Linked DNA regions of Homo sapiens: region 1 is linked to region 2. A link is an interaction called in ENCODE POLR2A ChIA-PET data of the cell type or tissue named here. Cell type or tissue: Panc1. All regions are shown on one strand. Each heading gives the region's core, and the rest is flanking DNA. Links, peaks and the distances in the headings are about the cores only.

What was found. Peaks named below come from ENCODE experiments on the same cell type or tissue, not always from the same donor. Only the 100,000 strongest peaks of a DNase experiment are listed, where the experiment ranks them.
Region 1: POLR2A ChIA-PET joins it to region 2 with 12 read pairs; 3 of 35 experiments call an interaction of 5 or more read pairs at or near these places.

The regions. Positions count from the first base shown.
Region 1 is chr20:36,715,377-36,731,757 of GRCh38, reverse strand. NDRG3 (NDRG family member 3) reads left to right here. Exons shown (of 16, transcript NM_032013.4): 2 at 9,975-10,079. The coding sequence starts at 10,023. Among named protein-coding and RNA genes, the nearest start is that of NDRG3, 23 kb to the left of the region's middle. In Panc1, for the core only: no CTCF peak of the experiment used is centred there; no DNase peak of the experiment used is centred there.
Region 2 is chr20:36,475,934-36,492,314 of GRCh38, reverse strand. All of the region lies in intron 7 of DLGAP4 (DLG associated protein 4), which reads right to left. Among named protein-coding and RNA genes, the nearest start is that of MYL9, 57 kb to the left of the region's middle. In Panc1, for the core only: no CTCF peak of the experiment used is centred there; no DNase peak of the experiment used is centred there; H3K27ac peaks cover 1,820 bases.

The sequences.
Region 1 (16,381 bases), core at 4,419-12,418, 240 kb before region 2:
GCTCACTGCAAGCTCTGCCTCCTGGATTCATGCCATTCTCCTGCCTCAGCCTCCCGAGTAGCTGGGACTACAGGTGCCCGCCACCATGCCCAGCTAATTTTTTTGTATTTTTTTAGTAGAGACAGGGTTTCACCATGTTAGCCAGGATGGTCTCGATCTCCTGACCTTGTGATCCACTCGCCTCGGCCTCCCAAAGTGCTGGGATTACGGGTGTGACCCATCGCGCCTGGCCTAATTTCTATATTTCTAAAAAGTGATGTACATAGTCATGGGCTTTTCAGCATGGAGAACTGAACTTCATTTTTCCTAGATTTTAACACCACTGACTTTTACTGTCCAAAGTTAATGGCCCTTTCATAGTCTTCATCCTCCTCCTTTTTTCTTCAGCATTTGACAGTTTTCCTCCACTTTTGTGTAAATCTCTCTTCTCCCTTGAATTCTTTGACATTGTATTTCTGCCTTTCCTCTAGCATCTCTGAACATTTTTTCTTTGTCTCTTACTGGTTCTTTCTTTTCCATCACTGAGTTGTCCTTCAGAAGAGCCCAGGCCTACAGACCTCCTTATCTCTGGTTTGGTGGTCGTTTGGAGGCTTACCTCACTCATTCTCACTCCCACCTGTGCTCAGGTCTCTCTTGGATTCCTGACTGAAATTGATTTTCTTTTTAACAAATCAGTTTCTCTGTTACTTTTTCTCAGCTCACTAATTTCCATTCATTGTTCCATAATTCTTTTATCTCCCCAACTGAAAACTTTGGCAAAATCTAACTCTTCTCTGACCTTGTTCTACTTTTTTTCTTTCTTTCTTTTTTTTTTTTTTTCGAGACAGCATCTCCCTCTGTTGCCCAGGCTGGAGTGCAGTGGCGCGATCTTGGCTCACTCCAACCTCCTCCTCCCAGTTTTAAGTGATTCTCATGCCTCAGCCTCCCAAGTAGCTGGAATTACCACCACGCCTGGCTAATTTTTGTTTGGTTAATAGTGACGGGGTTCTACCATATTGGCCAGGCTGGTCTCGAACTCCTGGCCTCAAATAATTCTCCCATCTCGGCCTCCCACAGTGCTAGGATTATAGGCATGAGCCACTGTGCCCTGGCCAACCTTGTGCTATTTTTACCAACTTTATATCCCAGAGCTCCCCCTCCTTTTTTTTTATTTTTTTCACATTTCGTAATTTCAGGAGCCTGACAGACCCTTGTTACCTTTCAGCGAGGTTTCTGCAAACTATTTTGTTTCTCCAGTATGTTCACATTTTAGTTGATTGGACCTGCTGAGTCTTTAAAAAATCGCATCTTAGCCTGGGCAACATAGTAAGACCTGTTTCTACCAAAAAACAAAAATTAGCCAGGCATAGTGGTATATGTCTGTAGTCCTTAGCTCTTTGGGAGGCTGAGGCGGGAGGATTGCTTGACCATTGGAATTCAAGGTTACAGTGAGCTAAGATGGTGCCACTGCACTCCAGCCGAGTGACAAAGCAAGACCCTGTCTCCAAAAAAACAATTTTTTTTTTTTTTTGGAGACAGAGTCTCGCTCTGTCGCCCGGGCTGGAGTGCAGTGGCACAATCTCACCTCACTGCAACCTCTGCCTCCCAGGTTCAAGCGCGTCTCCTGCTTCTGCCTCCCGAGTAGCTGGGATTACAGGCACGTGCTATCATGCCCGGCTAATTTTTGTATTTTTGGTAGACACTAGGTTTCACCACGTTGGCCAGGCTGGTCTCAAACTCCTGACCTCAGGTGATCTGCCCGCCTTGGCCTCCTAAAGTGCTGGGATTACAGGCGTGAGCCACCGTGCCCGGCCCCTAAAACATTTAAAAATAAAAAATAAAAGTTCCATCTAGTTTACTGAAATTTTGGAAGAAGGCAGGACGAAATCAAATTAATGGAGTCTTCCTTTACCCCATCCTCACTGATCTCTATTGAAGATTGTTGCTAATTGGCTGGGCATGGTGGCTCATGCCTGTAATTCTAGCACTTTGGGAGGCTGACGTGGGTGGATCGCTTGAGCTCAGGAGTTAGAGACCAGCCTGGGCAACAAAGTGCAACCCTGACACTACAAAACGTACAAAAATTAGCCAGGCGTGGTTGCGTGTGCCTGTGGTCCCAGCTACTTGGAAGGGTGAGGTAAGAGAATGGCTTGAGCCTGGAAGACAGAGGTTGCAGGTAGCCGAGATTGTGCCACTGCACTCTAGCCTGGGTGACAGAGCCAAACTCTGTCTCAAAAAAAAAAAAGATTGTTGCTAATAATAATGAAGGCTTTCAGTTCATCTCCTCACCTCAGATTATCTCCATCTCTCCTCAGTGATGAGGTCACATGTTAGACTCTCATCACTTAAAACTGATCATATCTGAGATCCTAAACAAGATTCCCAGGTGATAGATTTTGAGGCTTGCTGTTCTAACAAGCAAGAAATAGCCCTTGCCTCTGAAACTGTTTGCCAAGTAATAGCTGGAACTTCATTTCTCTTTTCTCTACTCATTCCACATCCTCTATGCCCTTAGCGTTATAACTACTGAGATAGTGAGGGCTCTTGTCCTGGTGTGATGACTCAGAGCTTCATTTCTAAGGTGTCTGAGTCGTTGGTATGTATAGGATTGCTTTAGCCTTCTCTTACCTCAAGGAGGTGCCACAGGCTGGGTAAAGAGGAAAAAACTTGCTCAGGGTCCTACAATCAGTAGATGGGGCCTGGCACAGACATTATGGTATATGAGTTGAGTATCCCTTATCCAAAATGCCTTGAACAGCCTGGAAGCAGTGGCTTACACCTGTAATCCCAGCGCTTTGGGAGGCTGAGGTCGGCGGATCACCTGAGGTCAGGAGTTCGAGACCAGCCTGGCCAACATGGTGAAACCTTGTCTCTACTAAAAATACAAAACTTAGCTGGGCATGGTGGCACCTATAGTCCCAGCTACTTGGGAGATGGAGGCAGGAGAATCGCTTGAGCCCAGGAGGCGGAGGTTGCAGTGAGCCGCGATTGAGCCACTGCACTCCAGCCTGGGCGACAGAGTGAGACTCTGTCTCAAAACCTCCCCCCCAAAAAAACAAAAAAACCAAAATGCCTTGAACCAGATGTGTTTCAGATTTTGGATTTTTTCTGATTTTGCAATATGCATTATACTTACTAGCGTTTAAGCATCCCAAATCTGAAAATGTGAAATCTGAAATGCTCCAAAACCCCAATCTTTTTGAGCACAGACTTGATGTTCAAGGGAGATGCCCACTGGAGTTTGTTTATGTATGTATGTGTCCATGTATCCATCCACCCATCCATCCATCTATCTATCCATCTGTCTATCCATCTGTCCTTTGTCACTTCTTCCAGGCATCCATTGGAGCATTTTGGATTTCAGATTTTTTAATTTGGGATGCTCAACCTGTAATGGGAAAAGCAAAGGTTTTAAAATCCTTTCCCTGGCTGGGCGCAGTGGCTCACGCCTGTAATCCCAGCACTTTGGGAGGCTGAGGCAGGTAGATCACGAGGTCAGGAGATCGAGACCATCCTGGTTAACAGTGAAACCCCGTCTCTACTAAAAATACAAAAAAATTAGCCGGGCGTTGTGGCAGGTGCCTGTAGTCCCAGCTACTCGGGAGGCTGAGGCAGGAGAATGGCGTGAACTTGGGAGGCGGAGTTTGCAGTGAGCCGAGATCGTGCCACTGCACTCCACCCTGGGCGACACAGCGAGACTCCATCTCAAAAAAAAAAAAATCCTTTCCCTATTATTCACTTATTTAGAGGCAGGGTCTTGCTGTGTTGCCCAGGCTGGACTCAAACTCTTGGGCTGAAGCAATCCTCCTGCATTAGCCTTTCAAGTAGCTGACACTATAGTTGCATGCTACCGCTCCTGGCTCTTTATTACTTAGATGTGGGGATTTTAGAAGTTACTTAACTTCTCTGAGCCTAAATTTCTCATCTATAAAGAAATAGGCCGGGCACGGTGGCTCATGCCTGTAATCCCAGCACTTTGGGAGGCTGAGGAGGGCAGATCACGAGGTCAGGAGATCGAGACCATCCTGGCTAACACGGTGAAACTCCGTCTCTACTAAAAATACAAAAAATTAGCCGGGCGTGGTGGCGGGCGCCTGTAGTCCCAGCTACTCAGGAGGCTGAGGCAGGAGAATGGCGTGAACCCAGGAGGCGGAGCTTGCAGTGAGCTGAGATGTGCCACTGCACTCCAGCCTGGGCGACAGAGCGAGACTCCGTCTCAAAAAAAAAAAAGAAAAGAAAAGAAAAAAGAAAGAAAGAAAGGCTGGGTGCGGTGGCTCATGCTGGTAATCCCACCACTTTGGGAGGCCAAAGCAGGCGGATTACCTGAGGTCAAGAGTTCGAGACCAGCCTGGCCAACATGGTGAAACCCCGTCTCTACTAAAAATATAAAAATTAGCCGGTCCTGGTGGCAGATGCCTGTAATCCCAGCTACTCGGGAGGCTGAGGCAGGAGAATCGCTTGAACCCAAGAGGCGGAGGTTGCAGTGAGCTGAGATCGTGCCACTGCACTCCAGCCTATGTGATGAGTAAAACTCTGTCTCAGAGAAAAAAATAAAGATATCTAGGCTGGGCGGGGTGGCTCACACTTGTAATCCCAGCACTTTGGGAGACTGAAGCTGGCAGATTACTTGAGGGCAGGAGTTTGAGACCAGCCTTGCTAACAGGGAAGCCCTGTCTTTACTGAAAAATACAAAAATTAGCTGGGCATGGAGGCATGCGCCTATAGTCCCAGCTACTTGGGAGGCTGAGGCAGGAGAATCACTTGAACCTGGGAGGCGGAAGTTGCAGTGAGCCAAGATCGCCCCACTGTGCTCCAGCCTGGGCAACAGAGCAAGACTCTTGTCTCAGGAAAAAAAAAAAAAAAAGAAAGAAAGATATCTACCAGAGAGGATTGTTATGAGGATTAAACATAAGGTGCCGAGATTATAATTCCTGACAGAGTAGGTAGCCACCTTTTCTCCTTTCCCTTTCTAGCCATTTGGTATCAGATTCATTTCCTTAATTTGAAGATGGCTAGTTTTTCCTTATCAATCCTCCCTCCTACTCATATGACTAGGAAACAGGCAAAAATTATTGACTGCAATTTATAAAATCCCTACTTGCCTTTTGAAAATATTAATAGCTTTTAGTACCTGTATGGGATCTGGCAGCCATACCATTTGTACAGATGCCGGAACTGCAGGCCTTGGATCCCCAGGAGGGAGCCCGTCTGTGCAGCTGAGGGATCTGGAGATGGAGTTTTCCACCAGAATCTTAGTTTTCTTGTATATGTTATAAAACTGCTCATTGGCAAGGGCTTGAGACATTGAAAGCGGAGCAAAAATGGAGTCTCCAGAAGAATGCATTAGATCCCCTAATAGTGGAAGGTGAATGTCTACTGCCAAGTTGCCAAATCCTGAGTCACCCTGGAGCAGCTTACTGTCCTGCACAACATTGTCGCCTGAGCCTGCATTGGGCCTAGCTGATAGGGACAGCCTTCTCATTTAATTTGTGTCTTTGTTTAAGTGTTTGTTGGTGTAAAAATTGCATTTTTCTTCATCTTTAAAAAAATACTTAGGGATGGGTATGGTGGCTCACACCTGTAATCCCGCACTTTGGGAAGCCAAGGCAGGGGGATTGCTTGAGTCTAGGAGTTCAAGAGTAGTCTGGACAACATAGTGAAACTCCTGTCTCTAAAAAAAATGTTTTTTAAGTTAGCAAGGCATGGTGGCACATGCCCATTGTCTCAGCTGTGTGAGAGGCTGGGGTGGGAGGATTGCTTGAGGCTGGGAGGTTGAGAGCCATGATTGTGCCACTGCACTCCAGCCTAGGTGAAAGAGTAAGACCCCATCTCAAAAAAAAAAAAAAAAAAAAGGAACACTAGGTGAATGCCAGTCACTTTGGACTTGAGGGCACCTTAGGCCTCTCTCTGACCCTTTGACAGGCCCACCCATGTGGAGTCATATTTGAATAATTCCCATCTTGAAGTGCATTGCTTTCCAGTGAGTGAATTAAAGTAGGGATAAAGTGGGTGAGTTGAAAAAACAATTTCAGGAAATCACCATTTAAGTGGGAAAAAGAAAAACAAGTGGAAATAGGCTAAAATGGTTTTCTTTAGGTGGAAGGACAATGAGTAAATTATCTGTTCATTATTCTGTGATTTCTGTATTTTCTTTTTTTTCTTTTTTTTTTTTTTTTTTAGACGGAGTCTCATTCTGTCACCCAGGCTGGAGTGCAGTGGTGCGATCTCAGCTCACTGCAACTTCTGCCTCCCAGGCTCAAGCGATTCTCCTGCCTCAGCCTCCCGAGTAGCTGAGATTACAGAGCTTGCCACCACACCCAGCTAATTTTTGTATTGTTAGTAGAGACAGGGTTTCACCATGTTGTCCAGACTGGTCTCGAACCTCAGGTGATCCACCCACCTTGGCCTCCCAGCGTGCTGGGATTACAGGCGTGAGCCACCATTCCCGGCCAATTTCCATATTTTCTTCTTTTCTGTTTTTTGAGACAGGGTCTCACTCTGTCGCCCAGGCTGGAGTGCGGTGGCGCAATCTCAGCTTACTGCAACCTCCACCTCCAAGGATCAAGCAATTCTCCTGCCTCAGCCTCCTGAGTAGCTGGGATTACAGGCGTGCACCACCACACCTGTCTAATTTTTTTTATTTTTAGTAGAGATGGGGTTTCTCCATGTTGGCCAGGCTGGTCTTGAACACCTGACCTCAAATGATCCACCTGCCTCGGCCTCCCAAAGTGCTGGGATTACAGGCGTGAGCCACTGCGCCCGGCCGATTTTCATATTTTCTAAAGTGAGCACATATTGCTTTTATAAAAGGGAAAAAGCTGGTTTTGTTTTGTTTTGTTTTTAAATTTTTGAGACAGAGTCTTGTTCTGTTGCCCAGGCTGGAGTACAGTTGACAGATCTTGGCTCACTGCAACCTCCGCCTCCTGGGTTCAAATGATTCTCGTGCCTCAGCCTGCTGGAGTAGCTGGAATTACAGGCGTGTGCCACCACACCCAGCTAATCTTTGTACTTTTAGTAGAAATGGGGTTTCACCATGTTGACCAGGCTGGTCTCGAACTCCTGACCTCAGGTGATCCATCCATCTCCGCCTCCCAAAGTGCTGGGATTACAGGTGCGAGCCACCGGGCCCGGCCGGAAAACGCTTTTAAATTGCCATTTAAAATAACTGATAAATAGTAAAGTTCAAATAAAAAGTAGCCACAGTTTGTAGTGTTATTAATAAACAAACATGGAGTAGATTCCAGTTAGGCCAATATTTTAAGAGTTAAGTGGGGACTGTGAAAAAGAGAATGTAGATGCTGGCTGAAACTCACTGTTTAAGAGTCAAGCCACCTCACCCCCTTTTGAAATGTGACTGGTATAAAAACAAAAAAAGATTCAACTTCTGGGCATTAAGTAGCTCAATCAAGTATATGGGTGCCTGCGATCTGACAAAAGAACCACTGTCCTATAGGGAGGTTAAACATCATCAAATTTGTGGTCTCTAGGTGGTTCACACTTTTGGAATATTCACAGTTAGCATGTGGGGTTCATAGCCTGAGGAGTGTTCTCAATAGACATCCTCTGAGTCCCTTGAATAAATGATAAGAGGGCTTTTTTGTTAGTCTGTTCTAACATAGGCATAGCTGGGAGCAGGATTTATTTCAGTGTGTTGGCAAATAATAGCTAAAAGGTAGCCTGGAACACATACCCTCTCCATAGGTAATTAAATCAAAATCATGTCATTCTATCTCTAGAAGGTAAACAGAAAAGTGGATTAATATAGTACACTAGGCCGGGCGCAGTGGCTCACGCCTGTGATCCTAACACTTTGGGAGGCTGAGGTGTGTGGATCACTTGAAGGCAGGAGTTCAAGACCAGCCGGGCTAACATGGTGAAACCCTGTCTCTACTAAAAATACAAAAATTAGCTGGGCATGGTAGCAGGTGCCCATAGTCCCAGCTTCTCGGGAGACTGAGGCACGAGAATCGCTTGAGCCCAGGAGGCGGAGGTTCCAGTGAACCACGATTGTGCCACTGCACTCCAGCCTGGGTGACAGAGCAAGACTAGGTCTCAAAAAAAAAAAAACAAAAACACCAGACACACACACACACACACACACACACACACACACACACACTAGACTAATATCTTTTGAAGGCTTTCTTGATTTCCACCAATCAGACATAATTGCTTCTCCTTTGAATTCCTATGGCCCTTCTTTTTATTTATCAATTTGTAGATCAACATCATCTCTACTCTTTAGAGGCAGGGACCCTTTTTGTATCTTCCATAGTGCAATGGGTACTCAATAAATGGTTGTTAAATGTAAATCCCCAACTCTGAATTAACATTTTTCCTGACTTGATAGGTTTAGGGCCAAGACAAAAAGGATGATGCCTGAAGCTTTGAAGTCTAGGTGGGAATCACTTTCCTGCAATATTGAGTATTTGCAGCCTATCCCCATGGCTTCTTGCATGGTGAGATAGAAGAAGAATTTGTAGTTCATTACCCTGCCTACCTCTCTCCAACTTGTCTCCTCTCTCTGAGCTCCCCATTCTGCTCTCCCTATGTATTAGTTCTCTATTGCTATAGATCACTCTAAAACAAAATTATTATCTCTCATGGTTTCTGTGGGTCAGAAACTTGGGAGCAGGCTTGGTAGGGTGGTTCTGACTTAGAGTCTCTCATGTGGTTGCAGTCAGGTGTCCCTGGGGCTGTAGCTATCCGAACTCTTGACTGGGGCTGGAGGATTCATTTGCAAGGTAACTCACACACATGGCTAGCAGGTTGGTGCTGGCAAGTTGGTTCCTCTCCACATGGGCCTCGCCAGAGGGCTGTTTGAGTGTCCTGATGATTTGGCAGCTAGCTTCCCCTAGAACTAGTAGTTTATAGTGTCTTGAAGCACAAAGTGTAATGCGTTTTATGATGCAGCTTCAGAAGTCACATATTGTTGCTTCCTCCATATTCTATTAGTTACACGAGCCATCCCTGATTTATTTGGGTGGGCGATTATACATATGTGTGAATGAATATCAGGAGTCAGGGATCACTGGGCTCGTTGAAGGCCATCTTGGAGCTGACTACCATACCTTTCACCCACTGCTGTGATTCCCCAAATGAGGATTAGTAAGCTTAGCCTTGGTTCCCTCCTCTTTCATTCCCACTGCCATTCCTAATTCAAGTCCTCATCCTGCAGTAATAATCTTCAATTTTTGTCCCCGCTTAATCCGTCTTCCAGTCTGTTCCAAGCATAGTTTTGAGTATGTTGTTTCTTTATCCGTCTTCAGTAACTAAAACGTGTGCTCCATGAGAGCAAAGACTATTGTATTAATTGTATTAATCTGTTGCTGCATAAAAATATTACCGCAAATGTAGTAGCCTAAAACAACACATATTCATTGTCTCTCAGTTTCTGTGGTTCAGGAGTCTGGTGTGGGCTGTGTAGGTCCTCTGCAACATGGCGATCAAGGTGTCGGTCAGCTTCTTCTCTGACACTCAGCTGGGGAAGGATCTGCTTCCAGGCTCCTGTTGTTGGCAGCATTCAGTTCCTTGCAGATTGTTGAACTGAAGGTCTCAGTTTCTTGCTGTCTTTCTGCTGGAGGCTGCTCTCAGTTACTTGTTACGTGGCCCTCTCACAGCACATCAGCTTGCCTCTTCAGACCTAGCAGGGGAGAGTGTCCCTCAGCAAGACAGATGTGAAAATATTATATAATGTAATCATGCAAAGTCACTCATGTACATTCCATCACTTTTGCCGTATTCTAATGGTTAAAAGCAAGCCACAGGCCCTGCGCACACTCACTGGGGGTATTAGGCAAGGATGTGAATACCAGGAGGCAAGAATCCTATAGACCAGGTTAGTGTCTATCTGCCGTAACTATGTGTCTTTAGCACCCTGAGCAGGGCATGGCACAGAGTAAGTCTCATATTTGAATGAATGGGTGTACTGTGACTATTATGTTTCCAACTTCTGGCTTAAGCCTTTTTCTTCACTTCTTTCTTTTCTGTTTCAGAGTTACTGATTTATTCTTGAGATTCCTCTACTCTCGTTATCTGACCTCATGGATGAACTTCAGGATGTTCAGCTCACAGAGATCAAACCACTTCTAAATGATAAGGTAAAGACTTTTCTGTTTTCACTAAAATATGGACAAGCCTTTTCTTCTGATAGTATTTCATTTTCTGTATCATCTAAATAGTAACTTAAAACATATTTAGCTTGACTTTCAATGAAAGGAATACTTTAAAAATCTATTTCTTTTTTTTTTTGAGACGGTGTCTCACTCTGTTGCCAGGCTGGAGTGCGGTGGTGCAATCTCGGCTCACTGCAACCTCTGACTCCCTGGTTCAAGCAATTCTCTTGCCTCAGCCTCCCAAGTAGCTGAGATTACAGGCACGTGTCATCACGCCCAGCTAATTTTTGTATTTTTAGTAGAGACAGGGTTTCATCATGTTGGCCAGGATGGTCTCGATCTCCTGACCTCGTGATCCTCCCGCCATGGCCTCCCAAAGTACTGGGATTACAGGTGTGAGCCACTGTGCCAGGCCAAAAAATCTATTTCTTAAGCATCTTTTTGATGTTTCCCCCCTTTTATTTCTTCCTACTTTTGTTTCCATGAGCCACGTTCAATCACGTTATCTTTGAGATTTTTGTATTTTACAGATAGAGATGCTAAGGGAAAAAATAATGTGGCAATGTTAAGCAGAAAGCATGAGGGTGGGGCTGGGCGCAGTGGCTCACACCTGTAATCCCAGCACTTTGGGAGGCCAAGGCAGGTGGATCACTTGAGGTCAGGAGTTTGAGACCAGCCTGGACAACAAGGTGAAACCTTGTCTCTACTATAAATAGAAAAATTAGCTAGGTGTGGTGGCACACACCTGTAATCCCAGCTACTCGGGAGGCTGAGGCAGGAGAATTGCTAGAACCCAGGAGGTGGAGTGGAGGTTGCAGTGAGCCAAGACTGCGCCACTGCACCCCAGTCTGGGTGACTCAGTGAGACTCTGTCTCAAAAAAAAAAAAAAAGAAAAGAAAAAAGAAGTATGAGGGTGGAGTTTGACTCAGAATCCAAGTGTCTTGACTTTCAGTTTCAATAAGGAAAATTTACCATCCATGGCTGGTGATGTGCGTAGGCTGCAGTGTTCTCCCTGAAGTTTGCCAAGTCTATGATGTGGTCTTTCTGTCAATATGACATCAGGGAGGACTGGATGTCAGTAATATACCACATTTTTATGTTAGTGTCAGAGAACTACACAAGGAGCAGATGAGACCACAGTTGATGACCACTAGACACTGGTGTGATATGATTTACCAAAAGAAAGGTTTTGGCCAGGTGCAGTGGCTTATGCCTGTAATCCCAGCACTTTGGGAGGCCAAGGCTGACGGATCACTTGAGGTCAGGAGTTTGAGATCAGCCTCGCCAACATGGTGAAATTCCATCTCTACTAAAAATACAAAAATTAGCTGGGCGTGGTGGTGCAGGCCTGTAGTCCCAGCTACTCAGGAGGCTGAGGCAGGAGAATCACTTGAACCCGGAAGGCAGAGGATGCAGTGAGCCGAGATCATGCCACTGCACTCCAGCCTGGGCGACAGAGCAAAACTCTGGCTCAAAAAAAAGAAAAGAAGTTTTGTTTTCTCTCTTGTTCCTTATTGTTCGGTAAATGTGCCTGAAATTCCTTCTTTTTTTTTTTTTGAGACGGAGTCTCACTCTGTCACCCAGGCTGGAGTGCAGTGGTACAATCTCGGCTCACTGCAAGCTCCGCCTCCCGGTTTCAAGTGATTCTTCTGCCTCAGCCTCCGGAGTGGCTGGGATTACAGGCGTGCACCTGGCTAATTTTTGTATTTTTAGTAGAGACAGGGTTTCACCATGTTGGTCAGGCTGGTCTCGAACTCCTGACCTTGTGATCTACCTGCCTTGGCCTCCTAAAGTGCTGGGATTACAGGCATGAGCCACCATGCCCAGCTGCTTGAAATTCCTTCTTTTCCACTCTATTCTTTTGGTGTATTGTCATTGTCCCCTCTTGAAATACTCTTGTAGCTTTGTGTGAGTGAGGCCATGCCATCCTTTCCTGAGGGAGTGTTGACGGAGTGTGAGGATAAAGATGGATGGGCGGAGGGGCGGGGAGGGGGGGTGTGCGGGTGACACCAGGGGATGATCTGTTGCTTATTACTTTTTATCTGCCCAAGGCAAGGCCCTTCACCTGCAGCCTCTGGAGCTGCTGACTTATTTTGTGCTTACTAATTTGCTTTTGAATCCTGCCACCCCTATTTTCATCCCTGTGACCTCTCCATTCCCACTCCCACCCCTTCTTTTATCTTTCACCAGACTTCTCTCTCCCTTGGCAAGCTGCAGGCTTTTTTTTTTTTTTTTTTTGAAACGGAGTCTTGCTCTGTCACCAGGCTCGAGTGCAGTGGCGTGATCTTGGCTCACTGCAACCTCTGCCTCCCGGGTTCAAGCGATTCTCCTGCTTCAGCCTCCCAAGTAGCTGGGACTACAGGTGTGCAACACCATGCCCAGCTAATTTTTGTATTTTGACTAGAGATGGGGTTTCACCATGTTGGCCAGGATGGTCTCGATCTCTTGACCTCTTGATCCACCCGCCTCGGCCTCCAAAAGTGCTGGGATTACAGGCGTGAACTTCCACGCCCGGCCACTGCACGCTTTTTTAACCTCCATTTGGTTTCTCCTGCTGCATCCCCTCATATTTCCAGAAAACTCTCTCCTTTAAGTACCATTTGTGTATGTGTGTATGTGAAGGGCTGTGCCAAAAATGTTGTGCCTAGGAGAGGAGGAAGGAAATAAAATCTGAGCCAGGCACACACCTATAACCTGGCTCACACCTATAATCCAAGCACTTTGGGAGGCTGATGCTGGAGGATCACCTGAAGCCAGAAGTTCAAGACCAGCCTGGGCAACAAAGGGAGATCCTGTCTACCAAAAAATTAAAAAAATGATCCAGGTGTGGTGGCAGATGCCTGTAGTCCCAGCTACTTGGGAGGCTGAGCTGCGAGGATCACTTGAGCCTGGGAGGTTGAGGCTGCAGTGAGCTGTGATTGTGCCACTGCACTCCAGCCTGGGCAACAGAGTGAGACCCTGTCTCAGAAAATAAATAAATAGAGAAAGAGGCTCTCTTTCTCTCTCCCTTCCCCTGCCATATGGGGACACAGCAAGAAGGCAGCTGTCCACAAACCAGGAAGAGATTAATCATGAGAAACTGAACCCTTCTAGAACCTTAATCTTGAACTTTGCAGCCTTCAGAACTGTGAGAAAATAAATTTCTGTTGTTTTAAGCCATCAAGTCTATGTTATTTTGTTATGACAGCCCGAGTAGACTAAGACACAAAGCAGTGTCTCACTTCCTAACATCTATCTGCTCCTCTTTGATAGGCCTATGCTGTTCCTACCCACTTCCCACATTCCACCTTACTCCTTTCTCTCCCTGAGACGTAAGTGCTCCTGTGCCATCACTATTCATGAGAACTCTCTTGGCTCTCGCCAAGCAGGTAGATAGGCAAGAGGCCCTCTTTAGATCATGGCACCTCCAAACAAAGACTTCCACCCCGTTAGCCTCCCTCTCCCCCTCCCCAGTATGTGAATGCTTCTGTCTTTGCGCAGCAAGTGGATGGTTTTGTGTATATAGTAAAAGGTATAATGATAATAATGCCTCTCATCCATTACTTCATTTGAACCTCCCAATAGCTTGATGAGGAAGGAGCACAGATAAATGTATTCCCACATTGCCAGTGAGTAAACGAAGGCTAGGAAAGGTGAAGTAGCTTACTCCTATTGAGTATCAAAGAATGCCTGCTGTATGGCAGGATTTCTCACTGTCGATGTTTTGGGTTGGATAATTGTTTGTTGTGGAACACTGCTCTGTGCATTGTAGAATGTTTAGCAGCATCTTTGGCCTCTACCCACTAGATGCTAATAGCACTCCCCAGTGGTGACAACCAAAAATGTCTCCAGACATTGCCAGATGTCCCTGGGAGGCAAAATTTCCTTGGTTAAGAACCACTGGTATAGAGGAAAAGCCTTCAGATTTGCATAGAAGTAGATGGCTTGAGGGTTTTGTTGTTGTTGTTTTTGCCTGTCCTGCTATGATTTATTATCTCTTATGTGCCAAGTGCTTTACATACATTCTCTCTCTCAGAATATCCCTTTGAGATAGATAGTATTATTCCTACTTCACAGATTAAAAATCCGAATGAAAGGCTGGTTTGCCCAGTAAAGAAGTGGCAAAGCCAGACAGAAACCAAAGTCTTTCCTACTCTTAAAACCTGAGCTGTTTCCACTGTGTTAATCCTATAGATGTTTTGGCATCACCTTTGTGGCTTACCCTGTCTCTTTAAGGAGAAGCCTAAAAATGTGTAGTATTTCACCTTATCCTTCTGTCCATTATTCTCATAAATATACTGAAGACATTGCTGCATCCTCCAGGCTTCAGGAAGCTAAAGGAAGACTAGAACCAACCTTTTACCGTGAAATTTGTCCTGAGATGACTTGTAAGGAGGCATTCTCAATATAGCTTTGAGCAAGGCTTATGTTGTCTCTTGTCATTTGTTGGTACTTTTCCCATTTTATTTTAGTATGCCTGTAATTTTGTCTACGGCTCAGAATTGTCAAGAAGTGGATAATTTTGTCATACTTGTTTTGGCTCTAGTGATGAAAAGAAGCAACCACCAGTACTTTGTTTTGCGGGACAGAAATTGCATGGGCATATGAAATGATTTTTAAAATAGCATTTAACTATTTTCAGAGCACTTTCACCAATAATATCTTATTTTAATCTTCCAGTCTCTTGTAAATAGTTGAAGATATTTTAACTCTATTTTACAGATGACACTGAGAGGTTATCTGATTTGTTCAGAGCTAGTGTCTGTTAAGTTGGTGAAGCCAGGCTAGAACCTACATCTTTTGACTTTGACCTGGACCTGGGGGTCTAGGGTTCTTCCCACCATCTACTGCCTCTTGTACCTGGTTGTTCCAGGCTCCTCACCCAAAAGACCTTGTAATAAACAGGAGAGTAGACTGTTTTGCCTCATTTTCCCTGCCTTCCTCTACCTACTAGGTTCAGATACTACTGAACCCTGTGAAAGCCAAAGGTGAGGCTTGAGAAAACAAGTAGAAGGCCACACTTGGCTTCTGAAGAATTGAGGAAATAGCAGAAAGGGGAATAAATGTTTAGTAGAGAGAACAGAAAAAAGTTATATACTTTGTTTTGGTTGTTACAGTAGAAAGTGAGGTAAATCTTTTTTTTTTTTTTTTTGAGATGGAGTCTCGCTCTGTTGCCCAGGCTGGAGTGCAGTGGCATGATCTCGGCTCACTGCAACCTCTGCCTCCCAGGTTCAAGTGATTCTTCTGCCTCAGCCTCCCAAGTAGCTGGGATTATAGGTACCTGCCACCATGTTCAGCTAGTTTTTGTATTTTTAGTAGAGATGGGGTTTTGCCATGTTGGCCAGGCTGGTCTTGAACTCCTGACTTCAAGTGATCCGTCCGCCTCGGCCTCCCAAAGTGCTGGGATTACAGGCATGAGCCACCGCACCCACCTGAAAGTGAGGTAAATCTTACTGCAGTTTAAGTTTTCCTTTTCTACTAATCACAACATGTAAGCAGAGGAGGGAGGAGGGTGTTAGAACTAGAGGAGGGAGAACCCTGGGAACAACATTTTGTAACCTCCAGGACAACAGAGACAGCCAAAGCGTTTATGCCAAGGGCTTGCTCTGTTGCCCAGGCTGGAGTCCAGTGGCACAATCATGGCTTATTGCAGCCTCCTGGGCTCAAGTGATTCTCCTGCCTCAGCCTCCTGAGTAGCTCTTGCCACCATGCCTGGCTACGTTTTGTATTTTTTTAGAGACGGAGCTTTGCCATGTTGAAACTCTGGGGCTCAAGCCATCCACCCATCTCGGCCTCCCAAAGTGCTGGGATTACAGGCGTGAGCCACTGTGCCTGGCCCCAGGATCTTTTTTTTATTTGAGACAGGGTCTCTGTCATCCAGGTTAGAGTACAGTGGCATGGCCATGGCTTGCTGCAGTCTCTACCACCTGGGTTCAAGCAATTCCCACCTACTTGGGAGGCTACCTTAGCCTCCCAAGTAGTTGGGACCACAGGTGTGCCCACCATGCCTGGCCAATTTTTAAGTTATTTGTAGAGAAGAGGTCTCACTTTGTTGCCCACGCTGATCTCAAACTCCTGAGCTCAAGCAATCCTCCTGCCTCGGCCTCCCAAAGTGCTGGTATTATAGGCATGAGCTACCGCACCCAGCTCCAAGGTTGTTTAAAAAAAAAAAAAACCTAGGGGGAGAGAGAGAAAAGAAGAAACAGCTGTAATTAAAAATAGATTTATTGACATTTTCATCAAAGAATATTCATGAAGTGCTACATCTAGTGTGGACTAGAGTGGGTGTCCCTTAATGTACTAAGACA
Region 2 (16,381 bases), core at 4,174-12,173:
ATACAAGATTTTGGGGCTTCAGGGGCTCCCTGGGGGACAGGCACCCCTCAGCTCTGAGTATTGCCTCCCTGAAGCAGGGAGATGGGACCTAACCTTGTACAGGAGAGCTCTCATTTCAAATGTGTGAATGCAGGAAATATAGTGAGGAAATACCTCACCCCCACCTCTTCCAATACCTCACCCCGGCCACTTCCTCCCCCGCTGGGGCCTTCACACATACTGTTCTTCTGCCTGGAAGGCTTCCCTCAGCTACCCACAAGTTTCAGAATTTCTTCCTCTGAGAGCCTCCCGACTGCCGTCTCTTCTTCCACCTGGGAATCTCCATCAGAGCACTGACCACATCAGTCCACGGGCTTGGAGGAGTCAACTGACAGCTACAGGCCTGGGGCAATTGAGGGAACTCTGTCCTGACAAATCATGCCACATGCCAGGATTGGGGTTATGCCTCAAGCACAAAGGCTCTCAATAATTTGTTGAAAGAGAAAATAAACCTCATTATCACTACAAAAACCCTCAGTTGCCAAAAACCCAGATTATTTGGCCATATAGCAAAGGCTCCCAACACTTTAGTATCCAAGGTTCTAGGGCTCCTCCCAAACCTGAGCCCTTTTTGCTTGGTCCCTGCCCATCCATCTCAGCAGCTTCATCTCATGCCCCTCCCACCCCCTCAGCATACCCCTTCCAGCTTCAGAGAACCAAATGCACAGTGCACCATTCCCAAACACGGCACACCTCCGTGCATCCAAGCCTTTACACATGCATGGGTTTCTGCTGGAGCCCCCTTCCCCTGTTCTCCATGCTTCCTGCCAGCCCCTAAACCACAGCACGTGAAACCACCCATCCCCATGGGCTGCATGCTTGCTTCTCCTGACCCCCTCTCAGCCATGCAGGTCCCTCATGCCACAGCCCAGACACAAGCCAGTTGTGCGATGCATCCTCCGTGCAGCCTGCTCCCAGCCCCAGGTATCTAGCCCAGCCTCCCTACCTCGCAGCACCTAAGTCCTTGCTTCTTCTAGAGAAGCTTCCTTTATCTCATTATTTCTGTCTTCTACCCCAAGATTTTATCCTCCAAACTGTATTTATCAGGTCAGAATGAATTTGTTTCTGCATTTTTTTTTTTTTTGAGACAGAGTCTTGTTCTGTCGCCCAGGCTGGAGTGCAGTGGTGCGATCTTGGCTCACTGCATCCTCCACTTCCCAGGCCTCAGCCTCCTGAGTAGCTGGGATTACAGGCATGCACCACCATGCCTGGCTAATTTTTGTATTTTTTTTTTTTTTTTTTTTTAGTAGAGATGGGGTTTCACCATGTTGGTCAGGCTGGTCTTGAACTCTTGACCTCGTGATCCGCCCACCTTGGCCTCCCAAAGTGCTGGGATTACAGGCGTGAGCCACCGTGCCCGGCCTGCATTTTGTTTTTTATTGTAAAGGTTATAAGCTGGCCAAACAGAGCTTCAAATACTCAGGAGTGGCTGTGACTCCATTTCCCGAGGGATGCGGAGGACACAGCAACCTCAAGAAGCTAGCCCCCTGCATGTGTCTTGGAGGCCAGGCTGAACTTGGTCCTGAGGCCTAACACGGGCCTCATGCCTGCTGGCTCCCAGGTGCCTGAGGGGGCAAAGGAGAGGCGGTCTACACTCCTCAAGAGGAACAGGTGCCCTGGGGCCACAGACAACCTGGAAGCCATGGCTCAGGCTTTACAGCAAAGACAGTGGGGCCGGGCTCAAGGCCCCCATGAATGGATGAAGCTGACCCCAGAGAAAGGCAGACTCCCTTAACTCCCTTTGCTGGTACTGCCAAGCTAGGGAAAAGGCTCATTAGTGGAAGGGCTGAGGGCTGGTTAAGATCCCACTCCCTCTCCCAGCCAGCAAGTAACTTGTCAAACCACACAGCTAAATTGGGCAACTCATCTGTATGCTATGATAAAAACAGCTCAAAGACTCCCACCCACCCAGCCTCAAATCCTTCCCTCCTTTCCTCTGCTTCTTTCTCCCAAGGCAGAAGCAGCTGGGAAGAGAATTCCAAGCAGCTAGGTCAGGATCAGGGACACATTGCCTTCTCAAAGCCACTTCTCTGTTGACAGTCCATGTGACCCTCTCCTTTCCCACTGTTTCAGTCGGAGAGCCACCTCCCTCACTGTGCCTTAAGAAATAGCAACACTGGCCGGGCGCGGAGGCTCACACCTGTAATTCCAACGTTTTGAGAGGCCGAGGTGGGTGGATCATCTGAGGTCAGGAGTTCGAGACCAGCCTGGCCAACACAGGGTAACCCATCTCTACTAAAAATACAAAAAATAGCCGGGTGTGGTGGTGTAGACCTGTAATTCCAGCTACTAGGGAGGCTGAGGCAAGAGAATTGCTTGAACCCGGGAGGCAAAGGTTGCAGTGAGCCAGGATTGCGCCACTGCACTCCAGCCTGGGTGACAGAGCAAGACTCCATCAAAAAAAAAAAAAAAAAAAAAAAGAAGAATTAGCAACATCAAACTTTACTTTCAAACTCCAGCAAGAGGGACTGGCAGCCCCTCTCACGGCAGCATCCTCCCAAGTCCTTCTGGGGATCCTCCTCTGCCCTTCACAGCCAGGCCCCTCCCATCCTTACCTTCTCCCCGTGATCTGGAGCCAGCCTCCCTGAGACTACCACAGATGCCCCCTGGCCTTCCGACCTCTTGTCCCTCTTCCACCCCAGCCATTTGAGGAATCCAATCATGTCACTGTTTGAAACTATTCAGTGGCACCACAACCTGAAACCATTCAATGGTTTGTAGACTTGGAACAAACAAACCCTTCAGTGGGGGCATTCAGGGCCTCAAGGATCTGCATCTACCTCGGACCCAAACATCCACAGAAGCCAAGAAGTTAAAAAGGTGTCAGGCTGATGAAGACAAAGCCATAAAGCTCAGGGAGCTAGCTCTGTCCTTGGAGCCTGGTACAGAAGCTATGATGCACTCCCTTCGGTAATGATTCTGATGCTAACAGCTGACCTTACTGAGTGCTAACCATGGCCAGGCCTGAGCAGGTACTTCATATACAGCTGATCCTACTTACTAATTCTATATGTGCAAAATCACCTACTCACTTGAATTTACTTGCAAAACCAACACTTAAGGGGCTCGCAGACATGTGCCCGCTACACACAACCCCAGCTGAGGTGGAACAAGGTGACACTCCACCTTCTCACTGCAGCTCTCATACTGTAAACAAGTGTCCTTTCGCAGGTCTATTTAGTGCTATACTTTTCCCATTTGTGGGCTTTCTGTTGGTGACTTCACTGTTTAAAATGGCACCTACATAATGCTGAAGCACTGCCCAGTGTTCTCAGTGCAAGAAGGCTGTGATGTCCCTTATGGAGAAAAGTGTTAGGTACGCTTCATCCATGCATGAGTCATAGTGCTGCTGGCCATGAGTTCAATGTTAATGAATCAATAGTATATTAAGTAAAGAATCTTTCAGCTGGGCACAGTGGCTCACGCCTGTAATCCCAGCACTTTGGGAGGCTGAGGCGGGCAGATCACTTGAGGTCAGGAGACCAGCCTGGCCAACATAGCAAAACCCCGTCTCTACTGAAAATACAAAAATTAGCTGGGTGTGGTGGTGGATGCCTGTAGTCCCAGCTATTTGGGAGGCTGAGGTGGGAGAATCACTTGAACCTGGGAGGCAGAGGGTGCAGTGAGCCAAGATTGCACCACTGCACACTCTAGCCTGGGCAACAAGAGACCCTGTCTCAAAAAAAAAAAAAAATCTTTCAACAGAGACACACATAAAACAAGGTTATGGATTGATTGGTTGGTTGGTAGAAACATTATGACCACAGGCTTGCAGTGACCCTATACTGCCCAGAAGAGCAATGGTTTAGCATTCACTATGACTCTGTGAACATAACTACAGTGAATGAGAATCTACTTTAGCTATCCTTTAGCTGACTGAATCCTCAAAACCAGTATGAAGGAGGTTCCTATTTCCCAAATGTAAATGCCCCATGTTACAGAGAGGTGGAGATTTGCCTGCACTCACCTCCCAGCTAGGCAGTGCTGAGGCCGCGGCCTGAAACCAGGGTGCCTGAAGGCTGACCACTACTCGATGGCCCCTCTGCTGCACTAACTGCTTTTTTTTTTTTTTTTTTGAGACAGAGTCTCACTCTGTTGCCCAGGCTGGAGTGCAGTGGAGCAATCTTGGCTTACTGCAACCTCTGCCTCCCGGGTTCAAGCGATTCTCCTGCCTCAGCCTCCTGAGTAGCTGGGATTATAGGCGCGCGCCACCATGCCCGGCTAATTTTTGTATTTTTAGTAGAGACGGGGTTTCACCATGTTGGCCAGGCTGGTCTCAAACTCCCAACCTCGTGATCCACCCGCCTCAGCCTCCCAAAGTGCTGGGATTACAGGCATGAGCCACCACGCCCGGCGCACTAACTGCCTTTTACATGGCAGTTGTTTTACCCATAAAAATAGGATGTGATACTCAATGTGCTCCGGGTAGGAGCCAAGGAGCTGACAGGCATGAGGTATTTTTTGATCTTGGGGTGGGCCCATGCCAATTTTGTTACCATGGTTTCTGGATTAAGGAGAAAGTGATTGCCTTCTGGGAGGCAATCTGGGGGCCTTTCTGGAAGACACTAAGGTTGCCTGCGTCTAGATGGGTGGTGAGAGTCGCTTAGTGGCAAGGAAATACAGAGCTTTCTGGTGAAGGGACCCTCTGTGAGCAAAGGAGCAGGGCGGGACAGTCCAAGGCATGGGAGGACAGATGCTGAGTGGGGCACAGTTTGGCAAAATGTAACTTAGGTACCTTAGCTCGTGGAGGGAGGATAGGGATTGAGGAAAGGAGATCCAAGGAAGGCTGCCTCCTCTCAGGATCCTCAGCTTCCTGGGGCTGCTCTAAGCAGCAATGGGAACAGAGGCACCTTCTTCCTGCCCATAGCATCCCATTTCTCATGAAGTCCCTCCAGACTGGCCCATGGGCAGATAATTTTACAGTGCACAGGCACTGAAAGCAGTTAGGAGGGAGTATCACCTACTATCTCAAGAGTCCCAGTGCACTAGGCAGCTGTGCCAGGGAGTGCCAAGGCCATTCAAGTTGAGTGTGTCCAGAATGAATCTGAATCCTCTCCTCCTTCACATCAGCCTTGCTCTCCCAGAGAGGGGGCCCTGAACACTCAGTTATACACTCCAGAAGCATGGAAATTCCCATCTCCTCCTTCCACCCTCCTCCATCTGCAGAGCCTCACCTCTCTACCGCAAAAGCACAGCTAACAGAGACCAGCGTCTCTCCACCCCAGCAGGCCTGGTCTTTTGCGTCCCTGTTTTCTCTATGGCCCATCTTACCCACAATCACTCTTGGAACCCTGACAGTTTTTAAAAGCTCAAACTGGATTGCTTCTCCCCTTTTCTGAAGCTTTTCAAAGGCTCCCCATTCCAGGCCGGGTGAGGTGGCTCACACCTGTTATCTCAGCACTATGGGAGGCTGACGCGGGCGGATCACCTGAGGTCAGGAGTTTGAGACCAGCCTGGCCAACATGGTGAAACCCCGCCTCTACTAAAAATACAAAAAATTGGCCGGGTGTGGTGGCGCAGGCCTGTAATCCCAGCTACTCAGGGGGCTGAAACAGGAGAATCACTTGAACCTGGGAGGTGGAGGTTGCAGTGAGCCGAGATTGCGCCACTACACTCCAGCCTGTGCAACTGAAGCAAAATTTCATCTCAAAAAAAAGGCTCCCCATTCCATACAGAATAAAATCCACATTGCTTACCTTAGCCTACAATAGGAACTGGCCCACCCTCCCCTCCCTAATTCCATTCCAGCCACACCAGCCTTTTGCTATTCCTCAAATGCTCCAAGCATGTTCCCACGTGGGGCCTTTGGACCTGCCATGCCCTGTCTGAAACTAACTTCACCCTCATGTTGGCATGTCTGCTCCTTCTCATCATGATTTTAGGTCCAGCTCAAGTAGCATGTCTTCAGTGAGGGCCTCCCTGACCATCCAGTCTAAAGCTATTATTCTTTAAGGACTCTGCTTGTTTCATTCAAGCACTGGTCATTTATTAGCTCACATGTCTTTGGTCTCTCTCCTCTACCAGATAGGGAACCTGAGTATCTGATACAGGTCCCTGATGGTGGGGACCTTGAGTATCTTATATAATCATGGTGCTTTCTCAGTACCAGGCTCAATACATGGTTGGGCTCAGTAAATATTTACTGAACGAATGAACAAACCCCTATTTGACAACTGGGTAAACAGAGGCACATGGAAGCAGAATGATTTATTCCTGGTCTTTTAGTTTGGATCTAATCCCCAGGGCCAGGGCTTTGAACTCCCTTCAGATCACGCCCCACCACACACAGGAGCACAGTCTGGTGGGAGGTAGAGCCTTGAGCAAATCTGCTTGAAGCTGGGCAATGAAGCTGTGGGAATGAGAGTGCAACAAACCCTCGGCACGGAGCAATGGAAAGTGTGTGAAAAATAATCATTTCTGAAAAGTGGCAGAGAAAGCATGTGGTGCTTCCAGCAACACTTTCCAGGCAAGGTGTAGCATTTGTACAGATTTAAAAGAATCATTACGGAGGCCTGGGCCAGGTGCTACTTTATCCTGACACAGCTCTGGGAGGAGTGGTAATTATCACTGATACTTTACAGATGGGAGAAGAGGCTTTTTACTCTTATGAGTGGCAGCGCAGAAAGCTCTGCTCTGCAAGGCCAGGCTGCCAGGATCTAAAATCAATGCTGGCCATGGTGGGCTGTGTACTCTGCACAGGGCCTGAGTCCCTTCTGGGCCTTAGTTTCCACAGCTGTAAACTAAGTGGGTTGTCCCTGAACGGGGGTCACAGTTCAAATGTGCACAGGGCATCAACCCTTTCTGGCTCACAGCTGCCATGTTGGAAACCTGGGCCCAGCGTTGTCAGAGCTGCCAAATGTACCAGAAATCTGGATTTTAAAATATACATTTCAAATTAGCTAGCAGTTTTTTTTTTTTTTTTTTGGGACAGGGTCTCACTCTGTCATGGCTCACTGCAGCCTTGACCTCTGGGCTCAAATGATCCTCCCACCTCAGTCTCCCAAGTAGCTGGGGCCACAGGCATGCTCCATCATGCCTGGCTCATTTTTAATTTTTTGTAGAGATGGGGTCTTTGTTGCCCAAGCTGGTCTCAAACTCCTGGGCTCAAGCAACCCTCTGGACTTGGCCTCCAAAAGTGCTGGGATTACTGGCGCGAGCCACCTCGCCCGGCCAAAGAAAATAATTTGAATATTCCCAGCACATAGAAAAATGTTTAAGGTGATGGATATCCTAATTACTCTTATTTGATCATTACATATTATATGGATATATTAAAATATCACATCTACCCTGAAAATATGTATATCTATTATATATCAATAGAAGAATCATTTGAGGAACAGTCAGTGGAAAAAAAATCAATTGGCAAAAAAACTCCTCTGAATTTTCAAATGGTGTTAATTTATAATTTTAAGAAATACAATGCAGGTGCACGTGCAGCGGCAGTGGCCCATGGCACACGAGTCTATCACTGCCGCAGCAGCTGCCCCAGACCTCCTTGTTCCTTCTAGGGCTCCAGCCCCCTCCCTTGCTCCCCAGGAAGACTGTCCATCAGAGCCTCCTCTCGGAAAGGCAGGAGCCTGGTGGGAACCTTGAGGTGGAGGCAGCCAGGAGGAACTTCTAGTGGTGTCTCAGTTCCGGCTGGGTGAAAGCAGAGAAAGTCCCTTTTGGCCGGAAGGCCAGGTCTGGTTTCAGGCTCTTGGCACCAGGACACAGGTGGCAGGAGAGCTGTATCCACAGTGCAGACAGCCACCCTCCTTCAGGGGCCTGGAGCAGAGGCCTGAGAGGGACCTGCTCAGTTGCCAGAGCAATGCCTCCACCCCACCCCAGCTGCTCCTTAGGAGAGCTGCTCACTCCCCAGTTGGGGTCAAGGGTATGAGGGGCTTTTTTCCTGACATGTTGGGGTCACAGGAGTCAGAGAAGAGGTTAAGCGATGCTTCTAGGCACACCCACAGTCCAGGGCGGCAGGTCCTCAGTGGGTGGGAAGCTGTCTGCTGGCTGTCCATGACATCTCCCACTGACAGAGGGCTGGACATGAACTGGCCTAGCATGAAGCACTTTAACTATATCGGCTCACCAACTCTTCACCAGGCCTACCATTCTGATTTCAAGGAGAAAAAATAAACAAACAAAAAACCCCTGAGGCTCAGAGAAGTGAGTAGCCCAGGATTACACAGACAGGAAGTGGAAAAGCCAGAATTTGAGCCCAGGCTTTCCTCCCAGAGCCAGTGCATTTAGCTGCTCTTTAGCCACGGCCTCCAGGGCTGGGAGTTAGGTGCCACCTGCCAGAGCCTGGCTGAGATCCTGGCCAGGCCAGTTCCCCAGTCAGGGCCTAAAAGGGCCTAAATGGGCCCTTTATTCCTGGGGTCTTCAGGCAGGGTTTGACTATTTCCTGAGTGGGTTAGAGGGTGGCAGCTCTGGCTCTGCTGACCATGAGGACAGGGGCCTGGTGACCGCTGGTGCAGAACCCCAGCACATGGCTAAGGTGCCCATGCTGCCTGTCCACTGTCCTCCTTCAGGTCCTGCTTCCAGACACATGGCCCCACATGCTCTGACTCTCTCACCAGGAACACCGGAACCACTCACATGGGTTCCCAGCCACTTAGGACTTCTCCAGCGTGGCTGAGTCTGGTTCTGGGGATTCCCAAGGGGGCCTGAGGAAGGCTCTTTGGACTCTCACCCCACCCCAGGTCCCTCAGAACAGCCCCATTTCCCCTTTTTTCTCTGTACAGAATTCCCACATGTTATTCTGAGACCTACCAGACTAATTCACTCTCTCATAGTACACATAAAAAAGGACCAGGAAGGCAAATGCATGAGCTGAGGATCTGGCAGCAGAGCAGGGACCCTTGCCTGGGGCTATGAGTGTGGGAATGTTCCTGGTTTCCCCCCAGCCTGGAGAACACCAGTTCCGGGCATTCAGGGAGGCATCCTCCCGTAGCTGAGCTCTGCCTCCTCTAGCCCCTGACCACTGACCTCCAAATAGTATGTCCAAATAGCATGTAGTTTCTGAAAAACCATTTCTACTACCACTGCAGCCATATCCAGTAAGCAGCCTGTCAGGAACCATCCACTCCTCACCCATTATGTATTGGAATCTGCCACAAACATCATTTTATTTATCCTCAGAGACCCACCTGCAGAGTCTGCTCTGCCAAGAGCTCTGCTCAGTGGTCCCTGCCCCAGCCCACCCTGGACACCTTATTACCATCATCCCTAGGAATCCAAGCTTTAAAGAGATGGTAGCGCCCAAGCTACTGTTACTAAATCACGATCTTGTTGTTTATCAAAGCTATAACCATTTGGCCGGGCATGGTGGCTCATGCCTGTAATCTCAGCGATTTGGGAGGCTGAGGCAGGGGGATCACTTGAGGTCAGGAGTTTGAGACCAGCCTGGCCAACATGGTGAAACCCTGTCTCTACTAAAAATACAAAAATTAGCCGGGCATGGTATCTCATGCCAGTAATCCCAGCTACTCAGGAGGCTGAGGTGTGGGGATCACTTGAACCCGGGAGACAGAGGTTGTAGTGAACCAAGATCATGCCACTGCACTCCAGCCTGGACAACAGAGTTAGACCCTGTCTCAAAAAAACAAAAACAAAAACAAAAAAACAACCCACGAGAAGCAGGTGCTAGTAAGCAGGAGAAACCGCCCAGTTACAAAGCTGCCTCGGCTCCAGCCCAGTGCAAAAACTTGACATGTGCAGCCCGCTTGGTCTGGTGAAGGACTGAGGGTAGAGAATGCAAAATGTGGCTTTTCAAATACTGGCTGTATCATACGAGCTTTGCTGCTACCTTTCCAAAGCCCTAAGATCCCAGAGCCCAGCCTGGGAAGTATTACTTGGAAAGAGCCTCAAAAAAACTACCCTCACTTCTGGAGGGCTGATGTCAATGGAGGGCTGACTTCAAACCCTGGCGATAGGTCACAAAAGCCCGGCTTTCACCAACTGTCATAGGCTGTGTGTCCAGTGTGCAAAGCCAGACGCTGCCAGGCCCTGTGCACCTCGATTGCTGGCCTCTTTCACCATTCTGAATGACCAAGCGAATCCCAGAATAGAAAGGCAGTGTTAACAAGCTCATTCACTGGGCCTGGAGTGGCAGGTGGCATATCAGGTGACAGGAGTAGGAGCCAAGATCCCTCGGCAGCCTAGAGTTGGGATGAGACGAATAGTGCAGGACTGAATGGGGAAAACCGTGAGTTCACTTCAGGTCAGCAGAGGTAATGCTGCCTGTCTCTGTGCCAGGCACACCCGGGGGACAGAGACACAGAAAAACAGAGGGATTTTTTTTCCCTCAGAGCTTATATTAAGACCCTGAGTTTGGGAACCCAAGTAAGACAATTACACAAGAAAAGCGGCATATGTGGAAAAATGGCTTAGTGACGTCAGCTGACCACAGACACTGAGGATGCACTGTTACAGGAAAGTCACAGGACCAGAGAGGGCGCAGTCCCCACTGAACTCTGGATAATACTGAGGGTATCATAGGTAATTCCAGGCAAGGGATATCGTCAAACTGGAACCTGAAGACAGAAGGTGATCCACACAGGGAGAAGTCTCAACTCCACCCCATTCCAGCAAATGCTTATTTACAGAGGGAAAGCCATGCACAGTGCCAGCCACTAGGGACCCAGAATGAGTAGTCCTTGTCCTCAAGAAACCCATAGAAATGTGGAGATGACAATGAAAAGCCTCCTCCACTGACTGGGCACTGTGGCAGCCATATGGAGTTGCATGAGAAAGCCCAGGACTGATTCAACAAGTGATTAGTGTGTCTGGGACGGACTTGTCACAAACGGGGCGTGTGACACATATGCACCAAAAGTTGTGCTTAGCGTAAAGTGAGGGATGGCTTGGAGAGGCTAGGATGGTCACCCTGGAGAAGAGAGACAATTTAAAAGGGCATGGCTACTGTCCTCAAATACCTAAAAGACTGTCAAATACACATGTAGCCCCAGAGGGTCACACTACAATCAGAGGGGAAAAGGAAGGTGGGGATTGTTAATGGAAGTAAATTTTGACTAATTATAAAGAGGAGCTTTCTAAGAAGCAGAGCTGGCCAAAGATGGAAGAAGGACCTAGAAAATGGCCAGCCAGGCTAGACACAGGCAGGATGGATGCCAGGGAGGAAACTGAAGTCCCCATGGGTGTGACTTTTAAGATTCCTACCGGGCCTGAGACGCTCTTTGCCCTTCTACTTTACATCCAGTTCTGGACGTGATACCACACATCATCTTTGTGTGCATGACATTCATAGTTCAACATTTTTTTTTTGAGACAGTCTCACTGTCATCCAGGCTGGAGTGCAGTGGTATGATCACAGCTCACTGCAGCCTTGATAGCCCGGGCTCAAGCAATCCTCTCACCTCAGCCTCCCAAGTAACTGGAACCACAGGGGTGCACCACCATGCCTGGCTAATTTTTTTAGTTTTTGTAGAGATGAGGTCTCACTATGTTGCCCATGCTGTACTAGAACTCCTGGGCTTAAGCAATTTTTCCACCTAGGCCTCCTGAAGTGCTGGGATTACAGGCGTTGAGTTACCGTGCCCAGCCAACTTTTTGTTTAGAGACAGGGTTTCACTCTGTCACCTAGGCTGGAGTACAGGGTGTGATCATAGTTCACTGTAGCTTCAACTTCCTGGGCTCAAGTGATCCTCCCACGTCAGCCTCCCGAGTAGCTAGGACTACAGACATGTACCACTGCTCCTGACTAATTTTTTTAATTTTAATTTTTTGTAGAGACAGGGTCTCACTATGTTGCCCAGACTGATCTCAAACTCCTGGGCTCAAGCCATCATCTCACCCTGGTCTTCCAAGTGCTGGGATTACAGGCGTGAGCCACTGGTCTTTTTTACCCCCCTACCTCCGGAGAATTGTTATCAACAAACAGCGAAATACAAAATGAGAATGTTCACACAGCCTAGCCACACGGGAAATCTTGTGAGGACTAACACCAGGGCTTCAGACAGCAAAGTCTGGAAGTAAAACACCTTCGTCTGGGAAGTCTAGCTGCATAAGAGCTCCCATCTGAGATGATAAATCCATCCTCAGAATAGGAGATCAGCTGATACTTGCTACCCTGCCCCCTTCAAAATACCTGCTATGACAGAAACTGCCAGTAGGTTAGGAATCCCTGGAATCAGCCTTCATTCAGTGTATGACTTAAGCTCCTGGGTCTGAATTTCTCCCATCTATAAAATGAGAATAATGCGGCTTGCCCTGTCTATTGCCCTAGGACTGCTGTGAGTTTCCCAAGACAGGTGGGAAAGGGCTTGGCAGGTGAGGAACTGTCATTACAATTGCCTGAGGAGCCTAAACATCTCCTGAGCAAAGGGCCCACGGAGCTGCTGCCCAATCCCAGGCCCTCCATGGACTCTGCATGCCAGAAGCTGAGGATTTCTGGCCTGGGGCAGAAATGAGGGGTCTCATCCTGTCCAAGGACTAAGTTCGGGAAGATTCATTGCCCTGCCCAGCACCCCCAACCATCCAGCCCCTCGACACCGCACTGTAGCAGCACCATTCTAACATTTTAGTGTAGGGACCACTGGCCTCTCTGCCTTGTCAATCACCCCTCTAACTCTCCATCACCCCCTTCATGCCAACACACCATGCTCAGCTTCCAGGCCTCTGTGCTGCCTGAACACCCTCTTCCTCACTGATTCTGCCTCCTCCTTTAGGTATCAGTTCCAGCATCACTCCTGCCAAAAAGCCTTCCCTAACAGTCTTCCCAGGCCCCTGCCCTGGCTCACTCACTGAACAACATCCCACATTCAGGCACACCACAGGCCCTTGCCCACCACACTATTTTTACAAACCTCTTTACTTTTCTGCTTCCTCCTTTAGACCCTGAGCCTCCTGAAGGCAGGGTGGCATCCCTGTGACCTCCAATCCTGGCTCAAAAGAGGTACCCAGGTGAATGCCTGTTGACACTTAGGAGGCAGAACCCCACCCTCTCATTTCACCCTAAAAATGACACAGGCTGGCAGAGCCCTCATCCTAGAAGACTTTGAAGACTCTAAGTAGAGAAGAGTAAGAGACAACTTGGCAAGCAGATGACAGTGATGCTGGAACAAGTCTTGACTATATGTCCCCTCATGCCCACAGAGCCCGCCCCACTCAACGTTCCTCTCAACTACCTCTGAAAGCACAACATGGTAACATCTGGGAAGATGTCTTTGAAAGAACATCTACCAATCAGAAGGTCACCAACCACCCCATCCTGTCCATAGAACTCTGCCCCAACAATGGCACAGGGTCAGCCACACTGAGGAGTGGCTGAACATTAGTGGCTAATAATCACAGTTGCCAGATGTTTTTCACCTGCTCAGGAATTGGTGGTTATTGCAGTAGCCCAATCACCATCTGAGGTCCTAACCTCTGCATCTTACATTTGATCCCCTCAAGGAGATGTTTTCATCATCACCCCTGTGCTACTAAGGAAAAAGGAGGCTCAGAGAGGTTGAAGGCTCTGTTCGGGATCACACAGTGAGTCATGTTCTATCTGCTAAGTGAGTACAAACCCTACAGGTTTCAACTTCCAGAATGCAACCTTCACAGGATCCAGCCTCACAAGTAGTAAAAATACAAGCTTGCTTCGGCAAGACTGACACATACATTCCTACAAAGCTTAGAAGCTGCTGTAGATAGCCAAGTTTGTCCTCCTGCTCTGGTTGGTGGAATCTGACTACAGTACACTCTCATAAACATCCCGAGGCCAGGCAGCATCCCAAGAAACATCTGGAGAAAACAGACTTTACCTTGATAACATCTACCCCCTGGGAGCTGCTCTGCCCTGATGTTTTTGCAAACATACTTCCGAAGGCTTCGAACTGTCCTGCCAGACTCTTTTCTGCTCTCACAAAGAGACCTGTGACATCAATTGCCCTTCATAGTCCTTTCCCCTCCCAGGACTGCCACCCATCTGTAAAAGCAGGGGACTGCACTAGATTAGGGAGGGCACAGATTCCACTGGGCATGCTACTTCTGGTTGATTGGTTTTGCCTGTGTCGAGAAGACTCCTCACGCTGTATCCAGGGGTCAATGGGAGTGCTGTGGCTGATGCTGTCTGCCATGGGTCCAGTAGGAGGGGTAATTGCCCAGTGCAAGATATTTGCTGTCCCTGGACAAGATGATCACCATGAAAGTCATTTAGGACTCTAGTCCTATGACACAGAATTATTGTCTTTATTCCCTACCCAAATCTTTACCCTCTATCCTCCCTCACAGGCCCATCAACACTGGAGCTTCTTGAGAAATGTTTCAAATCCAGTAAGACGGAAAAGCAAACATCTATTTCAAGTCTACTGTCCTTCGAAAGACTGACCAACAAGAAACCTTAAAAAGCTGCAACTTGTGGAGGGTAGCTGGGTTTCAGCCCAATTTTACCAGTGAAGTGCCGTATGACCTTGGGCAAGTCCCTGTATTTCTGGGTCTCCACTACTTCTACAAATTGGGATCAGGCGTCCTATTTTCCTTGCATTTAACTGCATCCAAACACTGTGCTAGGATTCTCAAAACTGCAAAGGAAGTCCATCATCTGTCTCACTGACTCTGAGTCATAAATATGTTGGAAAGTATTGTCCCATTTCCCAGAAGAGGAAGCTGAGGCTGAGGCAGGTGGAGGGACTTGGCCCAAATCCTAGAGCAAGTAGCTAATGAAGGAATTATGCTTGGGTCCTGTGATCAGATCCACAGCCTTCCTCATCCCATTATCCTGCCTCCATAGGGGGCAGTGGCCAGGCTCCTCAAAGCCACCAGGGGCTTTGGAACCAAGGCTACCTCTGCAGAGGAGGCTCTCCCAGATGATCAGTCCCTTAGCAATTCTGCCAGGATAAGGCCACACATAAGCTTAGATGTGCATTGTGCATTAACTTGGAGAATTGCCTGGGCATGGTGGCTCATGCCTGTAATCCCAGCACTTTGGGAGGCAGAGGCGGGTGGATCACTTGAGGTCAGGAGTTCAAAACCAGCCTGGCCAACATGGTGAAACCCCTCTCTACTGAAAATGCAAAAATTAGCCGGGCGTGGTGGCGGGTGCCTGTAATCCCAGCTACCTGGGAGGCTGAGGCAGGAGAATCACTTGGACCTAGGAGGCGAGGTTGCAGGGAGCCGAAATTGTGCCACTGCACTCCAAGCTGGGTGACAGAGACTCTGTCTTAAAAAAAAAAAAGAAAAAAGAGAAAAAAACAAACTTGGAGAATTAATCACTACCATAAGAGTTAATTATTCAGAGCATTCCCCTCAGCTGCCCTTCAAATATATCTCCTTAAAATGGGCCAGAGAGGGCTGGGCATGGTAGCTCACGCCTGTAATCCCAGCACTTTGGGAGGCTGAGGCAGGCGGATCACCTGAGGTCAGGAGTTTGAGATCACCCCGACTAAAATGGAGAAACCCAGTCTCTATTAAAAACACAAAATTAGCCGGGTATGGTGGTGCATGCCTGTAATCCCAGCTACTTGGGAGATTGCTTGAACCTGGGAGGCGGAGGTTGCGGTGAGCCAAGATTGTGCCATTGCACTCCAGCCTGGGCAACAAGAACGAAACTCCATCTCAAAAAAAAAAAAAAAAAAACCAAAAAAAAAAAAAAAATTGGGCTAGTGAATGAGATACCTAGAGTAATAGAATTCATAGAAAGAATGGTGGTTGCTGGCCAGGTGCGGTGGCTCACGCCTGTAATCCCAACACTTTGGGAGGCTGAGGCGGGTGGATCACCGGAGGTCTGAAGTTTGAGACCAGCCTGACCAACATGGTGAAACCCTGTTTCTACTAAAAATATAAAAAATTAGCCGGGCATGGTGGCAGATGCCTGTAAGCCCAGCTACTCGGGAGGCAGAGGGAGGAAAATTGCTTGAACCTGGGAGGTGGAGGTTGCAGTGAGCCAAGAGAGCGCCATTGCACTCCAGCCTGGGAGACAGAGCGAGACTGTGTCTCCAAAAAAAAAAAAAAAAAAAAAAAAAAGGTGGTTGCCAGGGACCAGGCAAGGGGGTAATGGGGAGTTAGTGTTTAATAGGCACGGAGTTTCAGTTTGGGAAGATGAAGAGTTAAAGAGACGGATAGTGATGATGGCTATACAACAATGGGAATGTACTTAGTGCCAATGAACTGCACACTTAAAAATGGTTAAGAAGGGCCGGGCGCGTGTGTAATCCCAGCACTTTGGGAGGCCAAGGCAGGTGGATCACCTGAGCTCAGGAGTTTGAGACCAGCCTGGCCAACATGGTGAAACCCTGTCTCTACTAAAAATACAAAAATTAACCAGGTGTGGTGGCGCGTGCCTGCAATCCAGCTACTCGGGAGGCTGAGGCACGAGAATTGCTTGAACCCGGGAGGCGAAGGTTGCAGT